Linked DNA regions of Homo sapiens: region 2 is linked to region 1. The links are chromatin loops, found by intact Hi-C in ENCODE. Cell type or tissue: mammary epithelial cell. All regions are shown on one strand.

The links. A loop is a pair of places that touch in the nucleus more often than their neighbours do. Peaks named below come from ENCODE experiments on the same cell type or tissue, not always from the same donor. Only the 100,000 strongest peaks of a DNase experiment are listed, where the experiment ranks them.
Region 2: a loop joins it to region 1, with 2.5 times the contacts of the local background. A loop is called at or near these places in 2 of 110 quality-filtered maps.

Annotation. Positions count from the first base shown.
Region 1 is chr6:81,979,453-81,984,452 of GRCh38, reverse strand. All of the region lies in intron 3 of LINC02542 (long intergenic non-protein coding RNA 2542), which reads left to right. Among named protein-coding and RNA genes, the nearest start is that of LINC02542, 120 kb to the left of the region's middle. In mammary epithelial cell, no CTCF peak of the experiment used is centred here; a DNase peak (open chromatin) is centred at 2,362; H3K27ac peaks cover 829 bases.
Region 2 is chr6:81,731,657-81,736,656 of GRCh38, reverse strand. No RefSeq gene overlaps it. Among named protein-coding and RNA genes, the nearest start is that of TENT5A, 19 kb to the left of the region's middle. In mammary epithelial cell, a CTCF peak has its summit at 2,387 (motif pointing left); a DNase peak (open chromatin) is centred at 696.

The sequences.
Region 1 (5,000 bases):
TATAATTGGAATAATTCAGTATGTACTCTTTTGTGTAAGGCTTCTGTATTAGTTTTCTAGGGCTGCCATAACAAAATGCCATAGATTGAGTGATTTAAACAACAGAAATTTATTTTCTGATTTTTCTGAAGGCTGGAAGTTTGAGATCAAAGTGTCAGCAGGTTTGGTGTCTTCTGAGGCCTCTCTTCTTGGTTTGCAGATGGCAGCCTTCTCACTGTGACCTCAGAGATGGTCACCCCTCTGTTTATATTTTGTCCATGTCCTAATCTCTTCTTCTAATGTCACCAGCATATTGGATTAGGGCCTATCCATGAGACCTTATTTTTCCTAATAACCTCTAAAGGCCCCGCCACCAAACATGGACATATTCTGAAGTGCTGGGGGTTAGGACTTCAACATATGAACTTTTGGCAACACAATTTAGCACATAACAGCTATTTCAATTATCAAACTGTTTTTGAGATTTATCTGTGTTGATTTTATGAGTAGTTTTTTCTTTTTATTGCTGAGTAGTTTATTGTATGAATGTGTCACAGTTTACTTGTTATTTTAACAGACACCTGGGCTATTTCCAGTTTTTGGTTATTGTGAATGAAGTGACTTAAACATTATGCTTCAAATCTTTTTGCCAATGTATATTTTCATTTATTTTTGCTTAATACGTAAAAGTGGAATTACTGGCTATATGAGCAGATGTTCATTTAACTTCATTAAAAACTTCTCCCAAATTTTCCAGTGTGGTGGAAAATTTCTCACTATCGGTTTATGAGAATTGCAGTTTCTCCAAATCCTTAGCAACATTTAGCTCTATAGGTATTTTAAAATTTTATTCATTTTGGTGGATGTATACTAGTATCTCAATGTGGGTTTAATTTGCATTTTCCCCCAGTGACTAATGATGTATTAGGTTGGTGCAAAAGTAATTGAGGTTTTTGCCATTAAAAGTACTTTTGCATCAAACTAATAGAAACAAAATTACTTTTTTGTTTCTATTATTTGTTCCATTACCAACAAAATTACTTTTGCACCAATCTAATAGAATACTTTTGCATGTACTCATTGGCCATTTGTGTGTCAGACTTTTAATTCACATTAAGTAGAGGGCAGCTGGGGGCACAGGCAACATTCATGTGAAGCAAATGTTCTCAGCATGTTTATCACCTAAGTCCTCTAAAGATCCAGTTCTCATATTTCACCTGATGTTTGTGACCTCTCTGAGCATTTCATGTGTGACTTGAAGAAATTCAGGCATAAATTATCTAAGAGCATGACATTGACCTTAAAAAAAGAAAGAACGGAGTGTGTGTATGACACCACATTTTCATATTTATTGGTGTTCCTTCAAATTACAAATATGCGAGAAGAAAGAAAGTACTGTAATTAAAATTGGCCTAGATAATAACTGGACAGGCAGTTGGAAAACTGTGATGTTTGGATCTCTATCTCACCCCACTCACAATATAAATTCCAGATGGGTAAATAATCTATTTTAATTATTTTTAATCAAATACACATTCATTTTTATGAACTCAAATATTTCTTAAAAGTTTGTAATGGAAATATTAGTCTTTTACTCCACCTCTTTTCTAGCCTCCAAGTCCTGTTATCCACAGGCATTTCAACTATGCTTGTTTTTTTTTTCTACATAATATGGCTATATAGCTGTTTTGGCTTATCAATTTTAGACATTATCTGTTGACTTCCCTCCATAGTAAATGAAGACTTATCCTTCTGAAACACCTCTCACTCCTCTTAGCCCTATCTCCCCCCTCAACATAATAATAGAATTTTGGTTAGATCACATCCGTGTTTAAATATTATAACATGAAAATATTGTTTACTGCTTTCCCAAAAGGCATTCTATAAGAACATAACATTTCATTTTTAATCTCTCATTAAGTGATTTTCTTTTGCTCAATTACATCCTTAAATTTCAATTAAGCTTTCTGAAAGTATCTGAAAGTATGATTTGCTAGAACAAGGAATATAATGGATAAACGCCAAAGAATAAAATAAGACAAGGATGAGTGGAGAATCAAGCCATACTGGTACATGGGCTCAGCAGACAAACAGACTTGAGATGGAATTTCAGCGTTGCCACTTGCTAGCCATGTGACCTTAGGAAAATTATTGAACTTTCTAACTTGTCTCAGTTTCTTAATCTGAAACATGAGAATGATAGAAAATATAATTTATGGAATACCTACCATGAACCAGGCATAACATATATGTGCAAAGAGAGAGAGAGAGAGAGAGGAGGTGCACCAGGCCGAAGGTGTACTGATTTTATTTGTAAGCTATACAGCATCACTATAATGGCATTTCATTCATTAGAGGTGAGTCACTAAGGCTGGATCATGTTCAGGGGGAAGGAAACTAGATTTCACTTCTTGAGGGGGAATGGCATGCTTCTGGAACAGCATATGGAACTAAAAATATTGTTGTGGCCATTTTTGGAGACTGTTCTGTTTCTGTTTCTGTGTGTTTCATAGTGGAAGGGAAGAGGTGAGGGCAGAGATTGATGAAAGAGAAGTCTAAAGAGGTAAGCAGTCATCAGGTTATGTATAGTCACTTAGATCATTCTAACAGAGTTAGACTGTATCAAGAAGGCAGTGTAACATTTGGAAGGGGAATGACATAATTAAATGAAATGTTTATCAAAATTATGTGGATTGTGGCATGAAAGAGGCAAAAGTGAAAGCAAGAATTTCAACTGGAGGCTGTTGTAGTAATCCAGTCAAGAGGTGATGCTGCCATAAACTGTTGAATTTGGAGAAGGGTGGAAGACAGTTTTGAGATATTTTGGAGGTAGAATACTTAGTACTTAGAGAGTGACTGGGGCCAGAGTGATAGAAAGCTTTCTGTCTTAGGCAACCATAACAAAGTATGTTGGGGAGGGTGATATGACACCATTTACTAAGATGAGGGACACAGGAGGAGGAGCAGGTATGAGAGAGGGTGAAGAATAAAACATAATTTAGTTTTGTTTATGTGAAGTGGGGGCAACTGTGCTATGTCCTATTGAGATACCTTGTTTGTTATTAGCAAAAGCTGTGGAGCCCAGCAACAAAATAAAGTTTGTTAGTCATCAGTCTATAAGCTTTAATTTAAGGAATAGAAGTGGTTGAGGTCACTCAGCATTTGTGAAAAGTGAAAAGGGAGTTCTAGAAAAGACCCCTGTGAAACATTACAACTTAAGAAAAATGATAGCTACCTAAACCAAAAACCAAACATCTTCCCAAAACTATACAGATAAGGAGAGCAAGTAAAACTCTATGGACCCATGCCCACCACATAACTAGGAGATAAAAGATACCAAAAATTTCATTTACATGAAAGAGGGGAAATAAACTAACCAGCAAAGACAACTCTGGAGCACACATCAAAATGGAAATCAAGTGGAGACTTCATGGTAAAAGGAAGGCGGGGTGTTTAGCGGTGATAAAACAATGAATTAAAAAAATCATCTCGTATGTCAGAATGCTGGCTGCAGGAATTCAAAAGGAAGTGGCTCAAAATGCAGGGGATCTAAGATGGAAATCTTGGAAGAGTCCCATCTGTGGGGAATTGAAAGGACTTGGTGGTGAAGGAAATAAGAGAAAAAAATCATTGGAAAATAGGATCCAAATAAACAAAAGAAGATTACTTAATAAAAAGTCAAACTGACCAGGCGTGGTGGCTCATACCTGTAATCCCAGCAGTTTGGGAGGCTGAGGCAGGCGGATCACCTGAGGTTGGGAGTTTGAGACCAGCTTGGCCAATATGGAGAAACCCCATCTATACTAAAAATACAAAAATTAGCCAGGCGTGGTGGCACATGCCTGTAATCCCAGCTACTCAGGAGGCTGAGACAGGAGAATCGCTTGAACCCAGGAGGTGGAGGTTGCAGTGAGCCAAGATTGTGCCATTGCACTCCAACCTAGGCAACAAGAGCAAAACTCCATCTCAAAAAAATAAATAAATAAAATAAAATAAAATAAAGTCAAACCAATTCTTCTCTTAAAAAATGGTGCCATTTAATAAAATTACATTTTATTATATCAACAGAAGAGGGTGCTCTTGAACTAAAAAACTAGTAAGCCACCAAATGTCTCACATTTGTCAACACAGAATTATTCCTTATTGTTAATCCAGAAAATACAAGATATTTACTGTAAACAACAACCATAAAGGTTACTATATAAAGAAGATGGAAAATAAGAATCAAAATGTTCCTACTGATGAAAATTCTAAGAAAAATCCGTGAAGAGTAATAAAACTGAATTAAATAATATTATTTTCATATGTTAAGAAGCCCATCCCAATAGAAACTCAAATATTCAGAAGAAAGGGGCGAAAGGATATGAGAATTAAGCTAAATCCAGAAAGAAATAGGAAAAAAAAGGATAAAATCATTTTAGGAATGAAAACTAAGCTACAGGGTAACCAAGAGAGAAAGGAATCAATGACAAATATCACAAGGGAAATTGAGGAAGAGAATTAAAATAGCCAAGAGAGTGAAAATAACAAGAAAAAGAAACAATCAGCAAGTGATAGTTATAGAAGATAGGCAAAGAAGATCTCACATACATACAATTGGAGTCTTTAAATCAGAAAAAAACAAAGCAGTGGAATAACAGAAATGTTATTTAAAATTATTGTTTTATTATAAATTTAAAAACCTGAATCCACCTATGTGGGACTAAAAGTGACTTAGAATGATCAACTCAGAAATATGTGCTAATGAACTTTTAGACTTTAATGATTAAAAAATAATCTCAGGTGTTCCAGACAAAAAGACAATATAATTTACAAGAGAAAGAAATAAAGTTTAAATCAGAGTTCTTGACAGCAAGATACAAAGCAAAACAACTTTGAAACAAGAGTTTTTAAAAGCAAGAACAGGAAGTGTGAGTGAAAGCTTTTATATCTAGACAAGTTAGTGTTAAACCACCAATGCTATATAAAAACAGTTTTGAAGATAAAGTGTGAGAACTGAAGGAGTGGTATATTCACAAATA
Region 2 (5,000 bases), 250 kb after region 1:
TGATGTCATAAGCCTTTCTCAGTACATAGTGGCACCAAAATTCTCTTGTCACTTGGTACATAGTTCATAGGGATGGGAGCACAGAGAATCAGGTTAGTGGGCCTGGATTTTAGTTCTGAACTTGTACTAGTTCATGCATTTCTAAAACTGTACTTAAAGAAACACATGCATGCCCAGGCCCACCCTTAGCCATTTTTATATAGTCAGACTTGAGTGAAGCAAAAATACCTGTGATTTTCACAAAGTGTTTCTGAAGCACAGCTCTGCTCAGAGCCCTTGCTTTACAGGTTCCAATAGTGTCAAATCTATGTCACTTAGCCTGAATCCTCTGGAAAGCCGAGCCTGAAGCAATGATTATGATTCTAATAGTTTATTTTCCAGATACAATCACATCACAGGATGTTGAGGTAAGGAACAGATGTAATCTCTTGCAACACAGTGTGCTACCATGCTGGCTACTGCATCACAGCCATAACACAACATATCAGATAATTCAGCAGGCTTGTTCAGTCAGCAGGAAGGAATTATCTAGAAGGCTTGAAAGGAAGCACTGTACCTGGGAGTAGTATGCAGGGGAGAGAAAGGAGAAATAATTGCCTGCTTGCTTTCTCTCTGTCTCCCTTTTCCCACTGGTCAAAATTCACTCTGGGTAGAACTACCTCTTTCACATTTCTAGTTGCTTCATCTGGTCCTTGAGTAACTGTGCAGGAATGCAAATTTTATGTCCTGTAGGGTGATGCTTCATTTAATTCCAAAGGTAGGGTTGATTTGGCAACATATGGGGTTCTGACTAAGAAAGAGAGGAAGAAAGTAGCTAAAGTTTATGTCCTTCAATGCAATATTGTCACTGAAGGTGAAGGAGAGATTATTGAGGGGTTATTTCAGCATGTCAAAAAGATAAAGTTGGATTTAAAGAGGGCATATAAGATTGAGGAAAGACAGGAGCCACACAGAATACATTGGGAAAATAAAAATTAGTGTTAAATATTGTTGATTGGCACTTGACATCTCTTTCCACCTTTCTATATTCTAACCTGCATCCCAGGAGTTGGAAGGCAAAGAGCTACATTTACAAGACTCTCTTGCTGCTAGGTTTCTGGCTGCAATTCAGATTTTGCCAATAGGTTGCACTTGTGCATAGTATGTGGTAGAGAGCCCCTTTTTATGTGGCTGTGGTACCACCACCAAGTTTCTGTAGATGTGTGTACTGGCGACAACAGTAATTTCTTCACCTATGGATTTCAGCTGTAGTGGAGTGACTTTAAAAGCAAGAGTTGGCCAAGTGTGGTGGCTCATACCTGTAATCCCAGCACTTTGGGAGCCCAAGGGGGAAGATAGTTTGAGCCCAGGAGTTTGAGACCAGCTTGGGCAACATAGTGAGACCCTATCTATAAAAAAGTTTAAAAAATTAGCTGGGCGTGGTGGCACATGCCTGTAGTCCCAGCTACTCTGGAGGCTGAGGCAGGAGGATCACTTGAGCCTGGTAGGTTAAGGACGAGGGGAGCCATGATTGTTCCATTGCACTCTAGCCTGAATGACAGAGTGAGACCTTGTCCCTCAAAAAAAACCAAAAAAAAAAACAAAAAAACCAAGAGTCCAGTAGGGCCCTCTGACTTTTCCTCCTTTAGCTCTTCCAACCATTTTGTAAGCACCCTCTTTCTGCATTAAAACTCTTTATGAGTCATATCCCTGGAGCAGTTTGGGTTTCCCGTAAATGCAGTAAGACAGCAGAAGCACTGAAAAAGAAGTAGAGCTTGTGGGATCTTGATACACAGACCCTCATGCTCAGCTCCTCATCTGCATTCATCGTCAGCCCAGGAATGGAAAGGGTAAGAAACAGCAAGTCTGCATTGTGGGAAGAGACAGTGTTTGGGATCAGGCTTTCAGGTTTGAATTCTAGTCTCAACACTTACTACTTAGTGAACCTTGGACTTTTGTTTCCTCAGCCTATAAAATGAACTAATACCTCCTCTAAACAACTTAGATTATGGCTATACAGATTTAATGAGATAATGGATATAAAAGTTATTTTAGCAGCTGTAATGTGTCCTAAATGTTAAAATCATAAATCATCAGTACTTTGAGTAATGAATGTTGTGTGTTGTCACCTGGCCTGGAAATGAACTGGCCCAAACAATTCCATAGGCAAGAGCAATGTGCTCACCATTGTATTCCCAGTTTCTAATACAGGGCTTGACATGCTGTTTGATAAATATTCATTGAATGAATGAATTAATGACAGATACCTGACAGCTTATTTACAGACTACAAGTTGCAGATGGGAAAATTAGAGTATCCCAATGCTTGTTTTTATTCATGACTAGCCAAGACTGCTCCCTACAGAGTGAGTAGAAAGCTTTTAAGGGACTCTTTGATCAACTCCTGCCCCCTTTTGGTTGGTGATTTAGCCAAGTATTTGGGAGTTGTCAGTGCATTTTTTTTCCAGTAAATATTTGAAGAACTCCCCAATATGTAAAGTTTTCTGGCCAAATCTTATCAACAAAATAGAAATAAGGCTGTTAGGAACCTGTGGCAAACGTATGAATGTCTACCTCCATTTTGCACTCGTCTATCTCATGAGGTGGTGCTGTGCAGTTTCGATTTTCTATATATTAGCATCTCTGTGGAACATTGTACACAAGCTAACATATTCTAACAAGCCCTGTGAGTGATTCTGAGGCATATAGAAGTTTCAAAGCCAGTGGTGTGATGACTTTCAAACTTGTCTACTGAGAAAATATTTTTACATGATTATGCATGTATTATCTTGTGTGAAACTTTCACAAAATCATTCTGAACCTTACCATCTAAAATAAAGGATATTTCCTAATATGTTCTATTCTACTCTATTCTAATCTATTTATATTTTGGTAAAATGCTGGTTGTGACTCACCAGACTGATTCCGCAAATCCCATGTGTTAACACCTATAGTTTGAAAAATACTGGTTTACATATTAGACCTAGCTTAGGAAATATGGCCTCTAATAATGTTACTACCTTACATTTGTGTAACAAAAATCATTTTATACATATTTTTATTTTCACTACACAAGAGCCAATATGTATATTATGACTCCCAATTTTACAGAAGAGGAAACAGATGTTACCTGGAATTATAATGCTACTGAACCACATATTGGAACTACATCTTATTCCAAAGTACACTGATATTTCTGTTACGCATCTAGTTCACTAGTTTTGGTACAACTTTTGTCATAAATAAGCTTTGTTACTTGTGGTGAGTTATTTCCGTTTTCCACACTTCAGTTGCCCCACTTATAAATAGTTTGAGGGTGGCCTAGGGTGGAGGAGTAGGGGACTAGGACTGGATGAGCAAAAGATTGGGAATGGGCTCGTTTTCTGCCTTAATCCTGACTGAAAGAATGCCATTTTCTTTCAGGAAAGACAGACAGGCACACACACAATTTACTAATTCCTTAAATTATAAATTTAATTATTTATCTTTTGATAATAACAATAATAACAACAATTAACAGCTAACATGTATTGAGCACTCATTCCAATTCAGGAACAGTGCTAAGAGCTTTAGATACTTGATTAAATCCTCATTACCTTAAGAGTTAGATGCCATTGTCATCACCACTTGCAGAAGTAGAGATTGATGCTTAAAGAGTTAAGTAGTTGCCCAAGGATACCCAGCCTGTTTGGCACAGTGGGAGAGCAGTGGGCTTACTTCAGAAGATTTAACCACCAAGCCACACTCCTGGCAAGGTGGTGATCTTGGCCACTATGCCAGATTGTCTACTTCCAGGAAACACCATTGAACATGAGTGACTGCAGTATATCTTATAACAGAGTTTTCCTGGAAACCAATCGAACTAAATCAAAAGAGTAACACTTCATGAACTGCTGTCTCTTAACTTCTGTAACAAACTACTGGCATAGCTGATATTGGAGTTGAGTTGTTAGCTAAAACTTCCAAGTGCTCCTTCCATTCTAAATGTCTCTGTTGTTTGCTAAAGTGATTTTTTTTTAAAGACTACGTAAAATCCACATGTTTCCTTCAAATTTGGCACTTGTAATCTGTTCCTAACTAGTAGTTTGTCAAATCACCTGGAATTTCAGAACTATTATATAAACAATTTGCATGCTGCCTTCAGAAGTTTTTGAAGTTGGGTGAGCATAATAAACCTTTTGGGACCGGGGGAAATATCAGAATTTCTGTTTTTAGCTCCTCCTTTTGAAAGTTTATGTCTGTGCGTAGTACATTAGTGTAGTCATACATGTATTAAATCAATAAATAAGTAAACAAACATTTATTGTGATTGTGTGATCAAAAAATTATAGAGACTATTGATTTAGTCACTTTTCTATGTGAAGCTTGATTTTCTCTCTTGATAGGGATAAGGTCTGTATTAGGCTTGTCTATTGCTATGTAACAAACCATCCCCCAAACTGGTAGCTTAAAACAATATCAATATTTCATTTTCTCACATAGTTGCAATTTGGGCAGGACTCAGAGGGTCAGCTTGTCTTTGCTTTGTCACAGTGGCTTGAAAGCTGGGCTGGAGCCATCTGAGGGCTGCTGACTCACAGGTGTGGTAGTGATGTTTTCTGTTGTCTGGGAAGATGCAAATGCTTTGAGACAAAAATGTCTGGAGCTCCTCAGCATTTCTTTCTTTCTCTTGTGGTCTTTCCATGTGGTCTCTCCAGTATGACAGCTTCAGAGTAGTGAGACGTATTACACAGCAGCTAGGGCTCTTGAAGTGCATGTCCCAAGGGAGAGAATCAGTCAGAATCCCAATGACCTTTTCTAATCTAGCCTTGGAACTTGTACTTGCTCACTGCTGCCACATCCTATTCTTCAGAAGTAAATCACTTGGTGAATAAGACTTTTTGATTGGAGGAGTGTCAAATAATTTGCTAACATACATTAACACCCCGTACACTTTGTTCAAGTGTCACTGGTTGGGCTAGTGAAAGGCCAATGATATGGGTTGGGAGCCATCTAAGTAAATTTGGGCTTTAAGTTATGAGG